Linked DNA regions of Homo sapiens: region 2 is linked to region 1. A link is a loop called in an ENCODE intact Hi-C map of the cell type or tissue named here. Cell type or tissue: ovary. All regions are shown on one strand. Links, peaks and the distances in the headings refer to the core of each region. The heading gives the core; the rest is flanking DNA.

Evidence for each region. Hi-C counts contacts between places; a loop is a spot of excess contacts. Peaks named below come from ENCODE experiments on the same cell type or tissue, not always from the same donor. Only the 100,000 strongest peaks of a DNase experiment are listed, where the experiment ranks them.
Region 2: a loop joins it to region 1, with 9 times the contacts of the local background. A loop is called at or near these places in 1 of 110 quality-filtered maps.

The regions. Positions count from the first base shown.
Region 1 is chr6:155,244,057-155,252,294 of GRCh38, reverse strand. It overlaps TIAM2 (TIAM Rac1 associated GEF 2), which reads right to left. Exons shown (of 27, transcript NM_012454.4): 17 at 8,216-8,238; 18 at 7,512-7,637; 19 at 6,564-6,672; 20 at 4,116-4,295; 21 at 2,326-2,444; 22 at 1,274-1,382; 23 at 292-350. It also overlaps a transcript of TFB1M not described here. Among named protein-coding and RNA genes, the nearest start is that of CLDN20, 16 kb to the left of the region's middle. RefSeq lists an enhancer at 4,265-4,960. In ovary, for the core only: a CTCF peak has its summit at 3,706 (motif pointing right); DNase peaks (open chromatin) are centred at 3,724 and 4,151; H3K27ac peaks cover 833 bases.
Region 2 is chr6:155,498,310-155,506,547 of GRCh38, reverse strand. No RefSeq gene overlaps it. Among named protein-coding and RNA genes, the nearest start is that of NOX3, 47 kb to the right of the region's middle. In ovary, for the core only: no CTCF peak of the experiment used is centred there; no DNase peak of the experiment used is centred there.

The DNA of each region.
Region 1 (8,238 bases), core at 1,702-5,701:
TCACCATGTTGGCCAGGCTGGTCTCAAATTCCTGGGCTCAAGCCTCAGCCTCCCAAAGTGCTGAGATTACAGGCATGAGCCACCGTGCCCAGCTGTATATCTTCTTTTAAAACAGACATCTTTCATGGGGAGACTCAGAAACGCTCTCAGTATGTGATGGGGTTAGTTACCCTCAGAGTAAGCAGTATCAGTCAGCCCAGCCTTGGTGCTCAGTGGGCTTTTCAGTTCAACGTTAATAGGAAGATACAGCTATGAAAAGGTAGCTTAAATTAAAATGAATTTTTGCCTTACCAATTTCTTTTTCAGTTTGCAGTTTTCTTTATAAACCAGTATGACGGCTCTCTTAAAAACTAAAGAAAGGAAAAGAGAAAGAAAGTCTTTATTTTATGCAAACTCTTCCAAGGTTAAACTAGAGCTGAACGTCTTAACAGAGTAACACTCTCCAAACGTATGAGTCTCTAAGACCTCACTCTGCCAACATGAGTGAATAAATGGTACTTCCCTTTCGCTCATATTTGAACTATGCAGAAGCACCTGCTTATTTAAAAGCTACTATTAGAAGTTGATCTTGGCTTTTTTAAACTCTTTGTTTTATTGAAAGCTGAGGACACTGTGTTCATCTCAGTGACAATATACTGTCACTTGTTCTCCCAACTCTCAGAATTAAAACATTTGAAATACAGCAGACTATTAAGATAGCAGGTTTCTGGCCAGGCACGGTGGCTAATGCCTGTAATCCCAGCACTCCAGGAGGCTGAGGCAGGTGGATCACCTGAGGTCAGGAGTTCGAGACCAGTCTGGCCAGCATGGTGAAACCCCATCTCTACTAAAAATACAAAAATCAGCCGGGCGTGGTGGCGAGCACCTGTAATCCCAGCTACTCAGGAGGCTTAGGCAGGGGAATAGCTTGAACCTGGGAGGTGGAGGTTGCAGTGAGCAGAGATCACACCATTGCACTCCAGCCTGGGCAACAAGAGCAAAACCTCGTCTCAGAAAAAGAAAAAGAAAAAGATAGCAGGTTTCAAAATAGCCGCAGGGATCTGTTCCTGTAACACTTGGCCTGAGCCAAGCAGCAGAAGGGAGAACAAGATAATGAGGATGCAGAGCGATGCCGGAGTTTCAAATAGTTGGGGGCTGGCCCTGTTAAGTCCCCAACCATTATAGCAATTCTGACTCCTGGAGCTCAGGAGTGAGCTGGACTGGTGCGGCTAGTGAAGTTCTTCCGTAATCCCAGCCTCTGTTCAGTCTGCATTCTTCTGAATGGAATACTAACCAAATACTGTGAGCTCAAGGTCCTTTCTAGCTTTTCCTAGAGACAGAAATGGATTCAACCAGGAAACCGTAGAGTGCATCAGAAGCTCTCCCATCGAAAGTTCTGTTACCTAGATTGTAAAAACAGGAGGTAAGGAAGATACGGAAATCCCAGGCTAGATGATCTCTTGTTAGATAGTGATGTACACACAGTCATTGCTAAAATGCAAGCACAGCTGGTTTAATTTTTATGATACCTGTAAACATGGGGCCTTAAACGGTGGAGCTTTTGAAAATATGAGTTAAGCACCCAAGTGTCTGATGAATAACATAAAGGTGAAGGCATTTTGCTCCAGTGCACGCACATGTAGGTGAGACATGCCTTGTGACCAACTCAGTTTCCATAAGATGAACTCTACCAGTGTCCGTGGTTCTTCCAGAGTGCCTTTTGTAAGCTTTCCCCTGGGATCTAGTACATCCATCACCTCTGAGCTCCATTCGGGCTGCTGATAAAAGAGCACCAGCATTGAAACTGGCCAGAGTGAAGGACTGATCTCCAGTCCTTTCCTGTTCCTGCCATTTTCTCCCTAAACTATGCTACTTCCTGCATGCTGGCTTGAGAAGCACAAGATTCTAAATTAAGCAATCAGATAAAAAGGAAAAATACAGAAAATGTCAAATCCTGCTTGGACTAGTTTTATAAGTAAGCAGGTAACCACCAATATTTGATGTTAAAAAAAAAAAAAAAAAAAGGCAAAATCAAAAAGGAAAAGCCCCAGACTCCACATGCCAGTTCCCATGTCCTTTCTCCACCCCACCCTCTGCCAGCTCTCACCCTCCATGGATGTTCCAGACAATGTGAACGTGACATAAGGTTATATTTTAAACCAGTGTAATGAATTTTATGATATGTCTATATGTAAATTGTGTAGTTCATTAGACACATTGTTATCAAGAAAAATCTTAGGCATTTTCTCCTCCAGGAAAGTCCTAACAGGGCAGCCTATCTAGAAGGTCACCTACAGACCCCACACCACATGCACTAGGCTCCCAGGGTGCAGATGTCTCACGGACCTCCTTCTCTGTTCCGCTCTGCTCAGCTACTAGCTGGTCAAACACGGTCCCATAATCCTCATAGATCTTCTGCATCTCATTGATGTGGCTCGCTACTTTCTCCATTGCCTTTAGTGCTTCTGCAAGATATGAAATCATATTTATTTCATAACTGTTATTTGTTTTAGATTCTATCCAACAGTAATAATGAATGGAGTCAAGATTCAACTCAGGATTCCAGACCAGTACCCACTAGCAGGAGCATTACATTCAGAATAAGTCACAACAGCCCACTGTAGCCCAGCCCTTAGAATGAAGAACAGCAAAATTATCTCCTACTTCAAATTCTTTTTGAAATGAGACAGAGTATCAGTGAAAAGTATCACTAATAACAACAACTGACATTTCTGGAGCACTTTCTACTTAGCAAGGATCACGACAGGTGATTTCTGTGAATCATCTCATTTAGTGCCCGCAATAACTCAAAGACTAAACCATCCCATTTTACAGATGAGAAAAGTGAGTGCAGGATATTCTGCCAGAGTTCCAGAGAGGAAAACACAAGAATGGAGCCAGGCTTCAAACCCAAGCCTGACTGGGCTTAGGGCACCAGCTCTCGAGTTTGGCTTGCCCTTCTGGGAACCCGGATCTAGGTTTAAATGGAACTTAAAAACACCCCAGTACATGACTGACTGACAGAACAATTGTTTGCATTTATATATGGTATATGTTCATAACTTTCCGCGAGGGAATATGAGAGATACATTATTTTATAAAAGCCAAAAAGCAAAATTTTAGGTCACTTCTAAATTCAGTATTCTTTATACTTTTTTTTCTCCCAATTCAGCATTTTAATTCTAACTGGAGGGAAGTTTGGAAGGAAGTTTTTTAAATCAAACCCTTCTAAAGATCATCTTAATACAAAATGAAGTTTTTACATAGTATGAATGCTGAACATAATTTGTATTATTTACTTATAGAAGTTAACTGTCATACAAAAATGCTTTCCTCTTGTTGATTTTGATACCAAAGTATGCTTGTCATGGAAAAAAAGCCAGTTTAATTTACGCTCTTCTCAGTATTTATTATTCAGTAATACTAAAGTGTTAATAAGCCTCTCTCTCCCCATAAATTTTATCACCTATGGTTTAATTGGACCTCCTAGTTTCAACATATGAACAAATCACTATCTCCAACCCAAATAAAGCCCCTCTTTAAGGATCCTCTATTTACTATCAAACTGCAAGGCTTTGTGTTTTTGATAAATTGTGTCTCAGGCCAGTAATTTCAGAGGTTCAAACAGTAACACACCAGTAGCGACTTGAAAGCATAACCCATCATTGGGAGTTTGGTTTTGAAGCCGAGCTCTGCTCAGAGATCTCCACAAGGTGGAGCCTCACCCAACAAATCTGACCAGCAGCTCGGGCAGCGAACCCCACAAAACTTAACCAAGTGGTAGGAAAATAGGCCTGATTTTCAGTTCCAGCGGCACTGTTTCACAGCCACGTGACCTGAGGTAATTTACTTATTTTGAGAGTGAAGACAGAATCATCCCTGCATAGGAGGAGTATGGCGCTACCCGGATGAGATCATTTCTACCCAAGTATTTTGTAAGCTCTAAAGGAGTGCCCAGACGCCTAGCTAGTTTCACATATTCACGTGAAACCTAAGATTAACCATCGCAGAACTGAAAAGTGACTTAGGACGTGCCACTAGGCGGGGAAGAGGTGAGCTGTCAGGCCCAGGGCACGGCTGGCAGCCCCTCGCCGCCCTGTGCAGGCCCTCGCCCGGAGGTGCCGCCGCCGCCTCACCCGTCAGGTGGTAGTGCTCCTCGCTCTCCTGGTCCGTCAGGGACACCAGCTCCTTGAGCAGCAGCGGGTACTTGAGCACTCTCTGAACCGGCTTGATGAGGTAGGACTCCAGCGTGGAGGAATGCTGCTTGGTGGGGTTCCGGGCGTCCAGAAAAGCCTTGAAGGCTTTGTCAGTTTTAGCTACAAGCAGATGGATAAAAGACCTCAGAAGAGCACAGTGGGGTGAATTAAATTCTTCATTTCTCTTTTAACATTTATAGATCATCTATTTCTATAGTCCTCCTAATGCCATTCTTTAATGAAAACCCCAACACATCAGTGGGTCAGGCACCCAGCTGTCAGCGTGGGATTCCGCCTCACAGCCCTGACAGAGCCCTGGAGTGCTGGGAGCTTCCGAGGATGGAATGCAGGCTGCGCCCCAAAGACTAACACTGACTCAAAATGCAGGAATGTCTGACTTTAAAGACACATTTCATGCATACCCATGAGAAATATTGTTATAGGTGGCCTAAAAAGTGAGTTTCAAACAATTCATTAAAAGCCATGAAGCGTGGCCAGGTGCGGTGGCTCACGCCCGTAATCCCAGCACTTTGGGAGGCTGAGGCGGGCAGATCACCTGAGGTCACGAGTTCGAGACCAGCCTGGCCAACATGGTGAAACCCGTCTCTACTAAAAATACAAAAATTCGCCGGGCGTGGTGGTGGGCGCCTCTAATCCCAGCTACTCAGGAGGCTGAGGGAGGAGAATCACCTGAACTCCTGAGGTGGAGGGTGCAGTGAGCCAAGATCGCGCCACTGCACTCCAGCCTAGGCAACAAAGTGAGACTCCATCTCAAAAAAAACAACATCAAAAAAGCCATTAAGCAATGTTATCCAGACCCTACACCATACCCACAAAAATTTCATAAAGGAAAATAAACCAGTGTTTTTCCCACTGGCCTCACTCTAGTTGTTGCTTATTTGTATTCTGTACACTTAAGGGTTATCTGGAAAGCAGTGTCTTTTCTCCTGTAAAGTAAGGTGACAGGCACCACAGCCTGCAGCCTACAGCCTTCACTCCACAGCTCCAAGCAGATTCACCTTTCGCATACCTAGAGCCACAGCTCCCTTCCAACAGGCATGGCAGTAGGACCCTCTCTGGCAGTGAAAACTGCCCCTTTGTCTGAGTGCCATGAAGGGTGTGTGTAGGAATCCAGGTGCATTTGGTTTGGGTACCAGCGGATACACCAGTGCTACTTGGATTCCACCAGTTGGCACTGGATGCCCAGTTGCTTGGAATGCAGCTACTCTGAAGGAAGATACACCCTTATTTGGGATTGTGTTGTAAGATCAAAATCTACAACATTCTAGGAGATGCAATACCATTTTGAATGTGATTACCAGGCCAAGTAGGTGGTGACAGGACCCCTCTTCTTTATGACAAAGGAGGAATGGAGCAAGCCATTGGTATGCTTTCACTGTACTGCACTGACTGTCAATATGTATTGACAAGTACATTGGTATGCTTTCACTGTACTACAGACTGTCAATACAAAGGTGCTTGTGGGCCAGGCGTGGTGGCTCATGCCTATAATCCCAGCACTTTGGGAGGCCTAGATAGGAGGATCACTTGAGGCCAGGAGCTTGAGACCAGCCTGGGCAACACAGTGAGACCCATTTCTACGAACATTTTTACATTTTTAAAATTAATTAATTAAATTTAATTAAAAAGAGGGTGTTTGTGGGAGGAAATGGCAACAGAGTTCAGCAACTGTCTAAAGCAACTGGAGAAGATGGATTTGGGCTGGGTCTTGCTCATTTGAAGCACTCTAAGACCCCACTTTTTAAATGTGGGGCTTTTCTTCTGGGATATCATGACGTTCTGGATTAAAATCCAATGGCAGAGCTGCATCCGTGGACATGAATGAGCACTAAGGGCGTCAGGATAAACCTCCAGATGCCCTCCAGGCCCACGCAGAGAGAAACACCGAAGAGCAACCTTTGGGAAATGTGAGCTCTTTCCAGTTGCACCAGAGAGACTTTACTTTCAGCTGACACACTTCTTGTGAGTTTCGTGGTAGGCTGTTGTGGCTCCTCAGGCTTAAGAAGATTAACAAGGAAAAAAAAAAAAACACCATAGCATGCATTTCTTTCTACTCCCATCTAGGGTTTGGGGTTGCAAGTTTTTAGAGAAAGGAATTTGGCAAGAAAAGAATCCAGATGTAACTGACAGCAAAGTGACACATGGCAAAGCAACATCTCTGCTCTTAGGCATACTTGTTCCCAGCTACTAATTAACTGACAGAAACAGAAACCTTTCCCTTTAATATTTGCCACTGTCAAGGTCAAGGATGGACCTTAATACATCAAAATTGTACTTACTCTCTACTTGTTAAATACAGATTTACCCTTTACTAACAGTTAAAAATGCAAAAAAAAAAAAAAACTATAAAAGGCATAAGCAACTTACCTCGCTCCAGAACCTTCTGTACTTTGATATGGTTAGCACAGAATCCACTGTACAGTTTAAAGTGGTCCGCGTAATAAAGGAAAGAGCCTCCAAGGGAAAACAGTAATTTCTAGAAGGGCAGAGGGGAAAGTCAAATCAGACATGGTTTAATCAATGCGTGCTGGCTTATGGCATTTGACGGCCCCATGGCTTCTGTCAGATTCCATAGCACTAATGCCTTGGAGAAGTTCAAACCTGCTCCATCCACACAGGAGGTGGGGAACAGCCCAGGCGCTCCCCTGGCAGGTATCTAGCTTGACTGCAAAGTTTCCAGCGGCAGAGCCTACTGACAGTGTGCAATCCAAGGACAAGAAACAAAGAAAGTTCTACAAAAATACAGCTGACAAGGTGGGATATAAACAATCTGAGAGAGGTTCACTAATAAAGCCGACTCTGCATTGCTTGGGGAGAGTGATGCTGTCTGTATGGTTCCAGGTCCCCTTGGAGGGGCTTCCTGCCACACTGCGGCTTACACGGATGCTATGGAGCACTGGTGCTTCATAGAAGAGAGGGCTTGAGCCCAGCAATTAGAAACCTATTCTCTTAATCCCAGATCCACATGACCACGGGGAAGAAGGATTGGGCACAGGGTAGGAGCTCTGGTTTCAGAAGCAACCACCTTGGATATCCTTCACAGCAGCTGAGAAAAGAGCACGTACGTGGTCAACAACCAGGCGGGAGGTGCTGCTGGACTTCTGACTACCAAAAGCACCTGCGCCAGGAAAAAAAAATATATACAGCCTTCCTTTACCACCTGACAGAGGAAAACGGTGCAAGGAAATAGTCACAGGACAATAAATAGTCAATAGTCACAGGACAAGAAATTCTTTCTCATGAGAGAATTCTCATGAGAGAAATACGTACCATAGCCACGTATTTTTACTTTAAGCCTAAATCTGAGATACTTACTCTAAACTGTGAGGGGGTTTCTAGGGTGTTAAAGTCAGATGATGCTGAAATCCCATCCTCCAGGGTCTCCAGAAACACCTTCTGAAACTCAAGCATCTCTGGCAAACTTCCAAAAAGTGACTCCATCTATGTGAAGATCAGGATTTGAAATGAGGGGATTAGCCATGAAGTTCAGGACACCACGCTAACTCTTAGGCCCACAAATAAATCACAAGGAAATTCTTCACGGAAAAGCAGACAGAAAGTAAATCCTTTAAGAAGACAGCACATTCATTATGGGATATGGCTTATACATAGAAAGTTTCACAGCTCCATCCCCCATAATTCTCTATTACTACAGTAAATTTTTAAGTGGATGTAAAATTCTCAGAATTCAAATTAAGAAAAATGTAAGTCAGTAGAACTAATTATGTGGTTTCACATTACAAAGGTATGTATTGAAAAGGAATTTCTGATCACACTCTCTTCTACCTCAAAAAGACCATAACCGTCCCTCTGCCTTTGTAAACACTCTGCCACTGGGTCATGCAGCCGAGGCCACAGCAGTGGTTTAGGAGGAGGCTATGCCTGGGACTCTCAGAAGACCGTTAAGTCTTGGGATGTTCTTTTGGGATCAACAGAGATACTCTCATAGGAGTTCTGCTAAAAGGCAAACAGAGACTAACCTGTGGATCACTGGACAGAAGGAAGGTGATTTTATTTACCTCATCTTGGGTAAGAAAGGTCT
Region 2 (8,238 bases), core at 2,034-6,033, 250 kb before region 1:
CAAATAATTTGATCTAATCAGTTGTGATGTGATTCAGAAGTAGGATCGTTGGTTATATTTGAAACAAAAATCAAGGGAAAGTATTTGTATTACAATCCAATTAAGAATAGCAGCTTGATAACTTCAAAAAATATGGGTGTAATTATTTGTAAAGTCTTAATTTACAAGTATCTGGCTCCAATGTCCTTCAGAGACCTCTCCTAGGAGACCGATGCTTGTCTACCTCTCACTCTGTAGTAACAGTGCCACTGCAAGCCCATCACTGGATGCCTTCTTTAAACACAATTTCCACACTGAAGGACTGCAGAAACAGGTAGCACGTTCTACTCCTGATTTTTACAGCTTTCACTCACTTGCAGTGATATCAAAGAATGTGAAAACTATTTTCCTGGCTATTTAGTAGCGGTCGGGTACGTCTCCTAGCTCGGTGAGACTCTGCCTTTCCTCTGTGTTCTCGTGGTTCCCTCCACCTTCATCTTGGCACGTAACCCACTGATCTTACCTGGGTGTCATGTCGCTAGACTAGCAGCTCCTCAAGAACAGGGCTTTCTGTTGTTCATCTTCACGTCCCCAACCTCAAGCAATAGTTCATGTCACACAGAAGGTCACACAGCTTGAGTTTACTATTTAAGCTGAATAATGAAGCAACCAGGCATTTGATTCAGTTAACTTTCTAACAACTTATGCTCTCCCACATTTTTTCTCATCGGAAGCCCTAGGAAGCATAACCAACCCCTTGGCAGCAGCTCATAAGATTTTTTTTATCTCATGTGACAGGAAAAAAAGCCACTATAGAAGGTTTGAGCAGGCAGCTAGCACAGCTCTACCCAGCAATGCCTAAGGGCAATCTAAATGCATCTCTGTAAGACATGGAAATGGGAACAGTTTATCACCTAGTAAAAAAACAGAAAAATGAGCACAATTACTCTGGTTTCTTACAGTACAGTATGAAAAGAAATTGAATAAATACCTATGATGCCAAAATTACTAGGCTTCATACCTGAAATGATTGAGTGAAAAGTAAGAGCCTCAGAAAAGGTTTTTCTAAAATGGGCCTGTTTAAGTAGCTTGTTTCCCCAAGCAAAACTACAAATTTTGATTTATAAAGTGTAAGTAGTTGTGGCAGCACCGCTGAAAAGGCTATTTATACTCTTCCAGGCAGGAATCTGATAAGACCAGCTGGTTATTTTTCTAGAGAGAATGCTGTATCCAACATGCTGGGCTTGCATATTTACTACTTTTCTCCCATTATTAAGGTTCTCTCCCCAAGTGAAAAGGAAAGAAAATTCAATTCTCGTAAGCTTTCCTTCTTCCCATGTCAGAGAAGAAATATTTAGAAGGTTGCACGAAGCTCATGTGCCGAGAGTTGAGCAGCAACAACGTGAGAAATCAAAGTCTCCATCTCTCCCAATGGTCATGGGGGTGTTGGGTTTAGCTCAAAGTGTCACACTCTCAGTACTTTTAACCCATGATTTCTGTCTTCTGCCACAGATAAGGACAGACTCTCTGTGTCTGTTCTAGATTTCTCTAACAGTGTTTCTGTTCCTATTTGGATTGCCAACTCTTCTCACAGAATGTCATAGGTTCATTTTCAAGGCCAAAGAGAAGCATAAGCTGCTTACAGTAAAGGGTGATATTGATAATTAAATAATTTTCCCCATTTCACACTCCCACTCTTTTTTACATATTTTGCAGTTCCTATAAAGGACCAATAAAGCATTTTTAGTTATTAAACCATATTTCATAAATAAAAAAACAAATGGTTTTAAAGTCTATTCTGAAGTTGGCAGGAACAAAACAATAAAAGTCCATTTTAGTAGCAAAATCAACTCAATGAATACATTAATGAAAATTCAGAAAATCTTTTCCTATTTTTTAAACAGCTGCAGCTAAGAAAAACATAAATTCAAGTCTATACCCTATGAAATTCAAGTCATTTAGCCTATGACAGTTCTTCATTAAAAATAATGGAGGGTTGGAGAGGAAAGTTTAGAAAAGGAAGAGGAGGTACTTTTCCACAGTGGGGACTAATTCCTAAGGTTGAACATCATTCACTCACATACAACATGGTGCTGAAAATTTATTCAGACAATTTCCACAAGGGTAGAATAAAGAAAGCATTATCAAATACTCCACCCATGAAAGATTAATGCTATAGGAACTGCCACCTGCTATACACAACTAGAAACCTAGAAAAAATATATGAAACAAATGATTGCAGACAGTGGACATAGGTGATGTATGTCAGTTATACCTGCTAGAGGGGGAAAACATGAGTTAAACTCTTCAATTGCCCCAGCTTACTGCCTGGAAGGAATTTCATTTTTTTGTTGTTGTTAAGACAGAGTCTCACTCTGTCGCTAGGCTGGAGTGCAGTGGTGCGGTCTCAGCTCACTGCAACCTCTGCCTCCCGGGTTCAAACGATTCTCCTGCCTCAGCCTCCCAAGTAGCTGGGACTTACAGGCGTGCGCCACCACACCCAACTAATTTTTGTATTTTTAGTAGAAACGGGGTTTCACCATGTTGGCCAGGATGGTCTCAATCTCTTGATCTCATGATCTGCCCCCCTCTGCCTCCCAAAATGCTGGGATTACAGGCATGAGCCACCACACCCAGCCACAGTTTTTAGGATCAAAAGCAGTGAGGCAGAAGACTAAGAGGGGCTAGAGAGTCAATGAGTTGAAGAGGTAAGGTTTAGAGTTTGAAGAAACCAGAGCGTCTAAAATTTGTGGGACAGAACAGTGAAGAGGGAGCTTCAGAGATCTGCTGAAGTTGCCACTCAAATCATTGTTTAAATACTGATCTGCACGTGCATAAAGTAAAACTCTAAAATGCTGAGGGAAAGCGTGGAAAGCAGTCAGATAAAAAACAAACTAAGAGAAGGCAAGAAAATTGGGGCAGGAGGAAGGACACAGATAAAACAAATAATAAGTAGAAAGATGGTAGATTTAAATCAAAGTATATCAGTAATTACACTTATATAAATAGTCTAAAAGTTTTGATTTTATTGAATCTGAAATAGTCAGATTTAATAAAAAATCAAAATCCAGCGATATACTGTCTCCAGAAAACCAACATTAAAAATAAATACTTTTAAGATAAGTTAAATATAGGCCAGGCACAGTGGCTCATACATGTAAAACCAGCACTTTGGGAAGCCGAGGCGAGCCGATCACTTGAGGTCAGGAGTTCGAGACCAGACTTATCAACGTGGTGAAACCCCATCTCTGCTAAAAATACAAAAATTAGCCAGGCATGGTGGCAGGCACCTGTAATCCCAGCTACTTGGGAGGCTGAGGCAGGAGAATCACTTGAACCCAGGAGGCAGAGGTTGCAGTGAGCAGAGATTGTGCCACTGCACTCCAGCCTGGTGACAGAGCAAGGCCCTGTCTCAAAAATAATAATAATAAAAATAAAAACAAGTTAAATATAAAAGAATGGAAAAAATATGGACTACATATAACATGAAAAATAATCAAAAGAAAGCTGTAGTGGCTGTATTAACACCAGAAATAAATAGACTGCAGAATAAGGAATATTAGTGGGAATTGCAAAGAAAGAACAGAAGAAAATTTTTGTGACCATGGGCTAGGCAAATATTTCCTAGGACACCAAAAGCACCAACTAAGGGAAAAAATGATAAATTAGACTTCATAATATTTTTTAAATTGCTCTTCAGAAAATACTGTTAAAAGAATAAAAAGATAAGCAGCCACAGACTTGGGAGAAATATTTTCAAAACATATAACTGTTACAGGATTTGTGACAAGAATATCTGAAGAGCTCGTAATTTGATAATAAGACAACTCAATAAAAACTGGGCAAAAATATGTGAACACTACTTAAAAGAAAATATACAAATGGCATATAGGCACATAATAGGTGCTCAGTATCATTAGTCATTAAGGAAATACAAATACTACTACATGTCCACTAAATTGGCTAAAATTAAAAAGACTAACTCTACCAAGTGTTGGTGAGGACAGGGATTAACTAAAGTTTCATATGTTGTTGCAATGTACAAGTAAAATTAAAATTGATGCAGGCACTTTGGGAAACAGCTTGCCAGCTGCTTCTTAGGCTAAAAGGACACCTATCACAGTACCCAGAAATTCCACTCCTCCATATTTACACAAGAAAAAATGAGAATATATGTCATGTAAAGACTGAAAGTTCATAGTCATTTTTTTTAATTATTATTATACTTTAAGTTTTAGGGTACATGTGCACAATGTGCAGGTTAGTTACATATGTATACATGTGCCATGCTGGTGTGCTGCACCCATTAACTCGTCGTTTACCATTAGGTATATCTCCTAAAGCTATCCCTCCCCCCTCCCCCAACCCCACAACAGTCCCCAGAGGGTGATGTTCCCCTTCCTGTGTCCATGTGTTCTCATTGTTCAATTCCCACCTATGAGTGAGAATATGCGGTGTTTGGTTTTTTGTTCTTGCGATAGTTTACTGAGAATGATGATTTCCAATTTCATCCATGTCCCTACAAAGGACATGAACTCTTCATTGTTTATGGCTGCATAGTATACAGAATAGCTCAAAATGGAAACAAGCCAAATGTGCCTAGAGTGGTAAATGAATTAAACAAATAGTATATCTATAAAAGGGGATACTACTTAGTCATAAAAAGAAATACAGTGCTGATAGAGCCAACAGCATAGATGATTCTCAAATGAATTACTCAAGTGAAAGAAGTCAGACACAGAGAATTACATGCACTGTGATAAAAATAACACTATAGTAACAAAAAGATCAGTAGTTGCCAGAGGCTGGGGGGCAAAGAGAAGAACTGAATGCAAAAAAGCACAGGGATGCTTTTAGAGATGATAAAAATGTTTTATATTTTGATTGTGGTGACACTTACACAACTTTATACATTTTTCAAAGCTAATTGAATTATACAATTCAATTTAAATTGATTTATTATATAATTAATTATACTCAATGAAACTGATTTTTTTAAAGATTGGAAGAAAATATAATAAAAAAGAAACTGTCATCATTTATTAGAACATCTTTTCCTCTAAATGAGACTAAAAAAAAGAAAGAACATCTGTATTAAAAGAAATTGCCCTTGTTTCTTATTACTGTGTGTCCTGTTGTGCATTTTGTATCTTATCAGGCAGGGAAAAAAATCAAACTATTTAAGGCTGAGGTTAACTATGTGGAAAGACCTACAAATGGTATAAAATTAATTTACATTAAAATAAGAGTAGTTTTTGGTAACTAATTGATCACTTTTAAGGTGTATTTTATAAGTGCAAAGATTACACATGGATGCTTATCCTTATTGTGAATTATTAAAAAGTTTGACATAGCTGCACATTTCCTCATCAATATGAAAAATTAAGCTTCAGGAACTGACCTTATAAATAGATCGGAGGAAGCAGAAGGACAGTGAGAATAAGTTAATGACATTTCCAGATAATCAAGCCCTATAAAAATGTAGAATTTGAATGTGAAATGTGCAGAATAAATCAAATCCAAAGTATATTCCAAGACTTTAAATAGCCCATGCTAAATAAGAAAAGAATAACCTAGTAAATCTAAATCTTGGTCACATTTATGTAGTACCACCTTTAGTACTAGATACACACACACACACACACACACACACACACACAGAGAGAGAGTTCATTATCAAATTAATTAAGACAATAGTGAATTAAACAAAATAAAACCAATTTCCTCATGTCAAGACTTCTCAGAATCTTTAATATGCTAAATTGCATTGTGATTCTTAGTGGAGAAAAGGCTGTTATAAAGCATGTCCTCAAATTACTAGAATATGAATTCTTTTCTCAAGGATTAGCTATAGGAAATTGTACTTGAATATCAAACTTTGGGAAAGCTAGCTTAGAGCAGTGTTCCTTTTCCCAGAGAAGCCCTTTCTTAAATATGTAAGCACAGTTCTTTAAACCATGTCTCAATCTTTTAATTGCTATGTTGTTTCATTTGTTCTGCTTAGTAAATGTTAGAAATAAATATTTTGTTGCTTGTTTAGTAATAGTCTCTTGGAAAGTGTTTATTTGTATATGTGTATGTATATGCAATTTTTTCAAGAAATAATTAATTATAAAGTATGTGTATATAATTTAGCTAATTTTAAATGGTTCTAACATCATTTAAATCTAGGCAAAGCTAGTCTGGTTTGTATCAGACAGGCATGCTCGCTTATCGGCAAAGGGACACTTTTTGAACAAGAAGCAGTTGGAAGACAATTCCTCATGGATCTCTTGCATTTCTGCATGTCTTTTGACTAGAGGAATTGGCAGCTTTTTACAGCACAGTCTTTTGGAGGATATTTGTATAGCAACAGCCTTGGAAGATATAGTACCTTTCTCTAGGGCACAAGGCTGATTTGTCTGCAATCAGGATAATAAAATGTCTCTTTTCAAGCCAAGGTTGGGCAGATTTTCTGGCAGCCCCCTTTAAAACAGTGGTTTCTGAGATCCCTTTAAAAGCTCAGAGTTTCTCAGCATGAGGCAAACCCACTGCATGTGGAGTATCCACCTAGGCTGCTCCACATCATGCCCCTGGGTATCAGGGCGCAAGGGAAACATTTTGAACATTATGACGTTCCTGCTTCGTGAGTGCCATGAGTAATAATATCCTTTGTCTCTAGCCCAGGAGTCTCGTATCTTCTACAAGCATCCATGAAACTGTGACAGGTAAACTTATTAGCTTGCAAATAGGATAAAATCTCAGACACTTCATAGTTTTGATAGCTGTAACATTTACATTGAGGTGACATTTCCAGATGAATATCTTTTCATGTAATAACAGGAAAGGCTTGAAGATGTCAGTGGAGGATTAAATGACACAAGATGGGGAAGTTATAAAGAGGTTTAGTCTTGTTGAAAGAACCAAATACATAATATTGGTTCCCAGGGGCTGCCAATGTAAGGTCTAATGTAAAAGTCAGAAAGAATACGATAGAGGCAGAATTTCAGAACACAGCGGTTTGATTTCATGATCTAGCTATATTGTCTACATAATTTGTACAAACAGAAGAGGGTGACAGGAAGCCAGAATCTGGGAGAATCAGGGCACGTATATTCTATAAGTCTGCAAATAAAATAATATTCAGAAAGCTAAAATAGTTCTGTAGCACCTCTTTCTTTTGGGCCTCCTGGCATGATCATCATATACACTACATGCTTGAAATTCTAGATGGAGGGAAGGATTGAAAAGGTGTGTTGTAGGAACAAGTTGCAAATCACAACATTCCAGAAAAATAAATGCTCTGGAATTACAGAAATAAGATTATACTGTCTACACTCATGTTTATCACCTAACAGAGGATATTTGTACATTGTTTTGTTCTTTTTATTTGTTTTATTCTTCTTACACAGAAAACAAAAATCTCGAGGCTTTGGATTATAAAAACTGCCTTGTTATTCAATAGGCGGTATAATAGCTCCATAAAATGCTCATGTGTAAGCCCTAGAACCTGAAATATGTTGCAAAACACAGCGAAAGGGACCCCGTGATGTAATTAGGTGACAAACTGTAAAATGGGTTGATTATTTTGGATTATCTGAGTGGACCTAATCTAATCACATAAACCCCTAAAATTGAGCAGAGAGGCTGGGCACAGTGGCTTACACCTGTAATTCCAGCACTTTGGGAGGCCAAAACGGGCAGGTCACCTGAGATCAGGAGTTCAAGACCAGTCAGGCCAACATAGTGAAACCCTGTCTCTACTAAAAATACAAAAATTAGCCAGGAGTGGTGGTGGGAGCCTGTAATCCCAGCCACTCGGGAGGCTGAGGGAGGAGAATTTCTTGAACCCAGGAGGCAGAGGTTGTGGTGAGTCAAGGGTGTGCCACTGCACTCCAGCATGGGTGACAGAGCGAGACTCTATCTCAAAAATATATATATAAATTAAAAAAGAAATTTTAAAAAAATTGAGCAGAGAACATTTTTCCAGCTGGAGGCAGCAGAGGTGTACCAGAAAAGAAGCCAGAGGGATTTGAAGCACAAAAGTGACTCAACCTATTGCTCCTGGAGGGGCCTCACATGAATGCATAAGAAGCAATATGGGCAGACTAGGAGCAAAGACTGGCTCCCAAGTGACAGTCAGCAACAAAATAGAGACCTCAGTCCTATAACCACATAGAACGGAGTTCAGCCAACAAACTGTATGAGCCTAAAAGTGGATTCATCTCTCAGTGTCCAGAAAGAATCAGCCTTCTGGACTCTAAGCAGAGGATCTAGCTG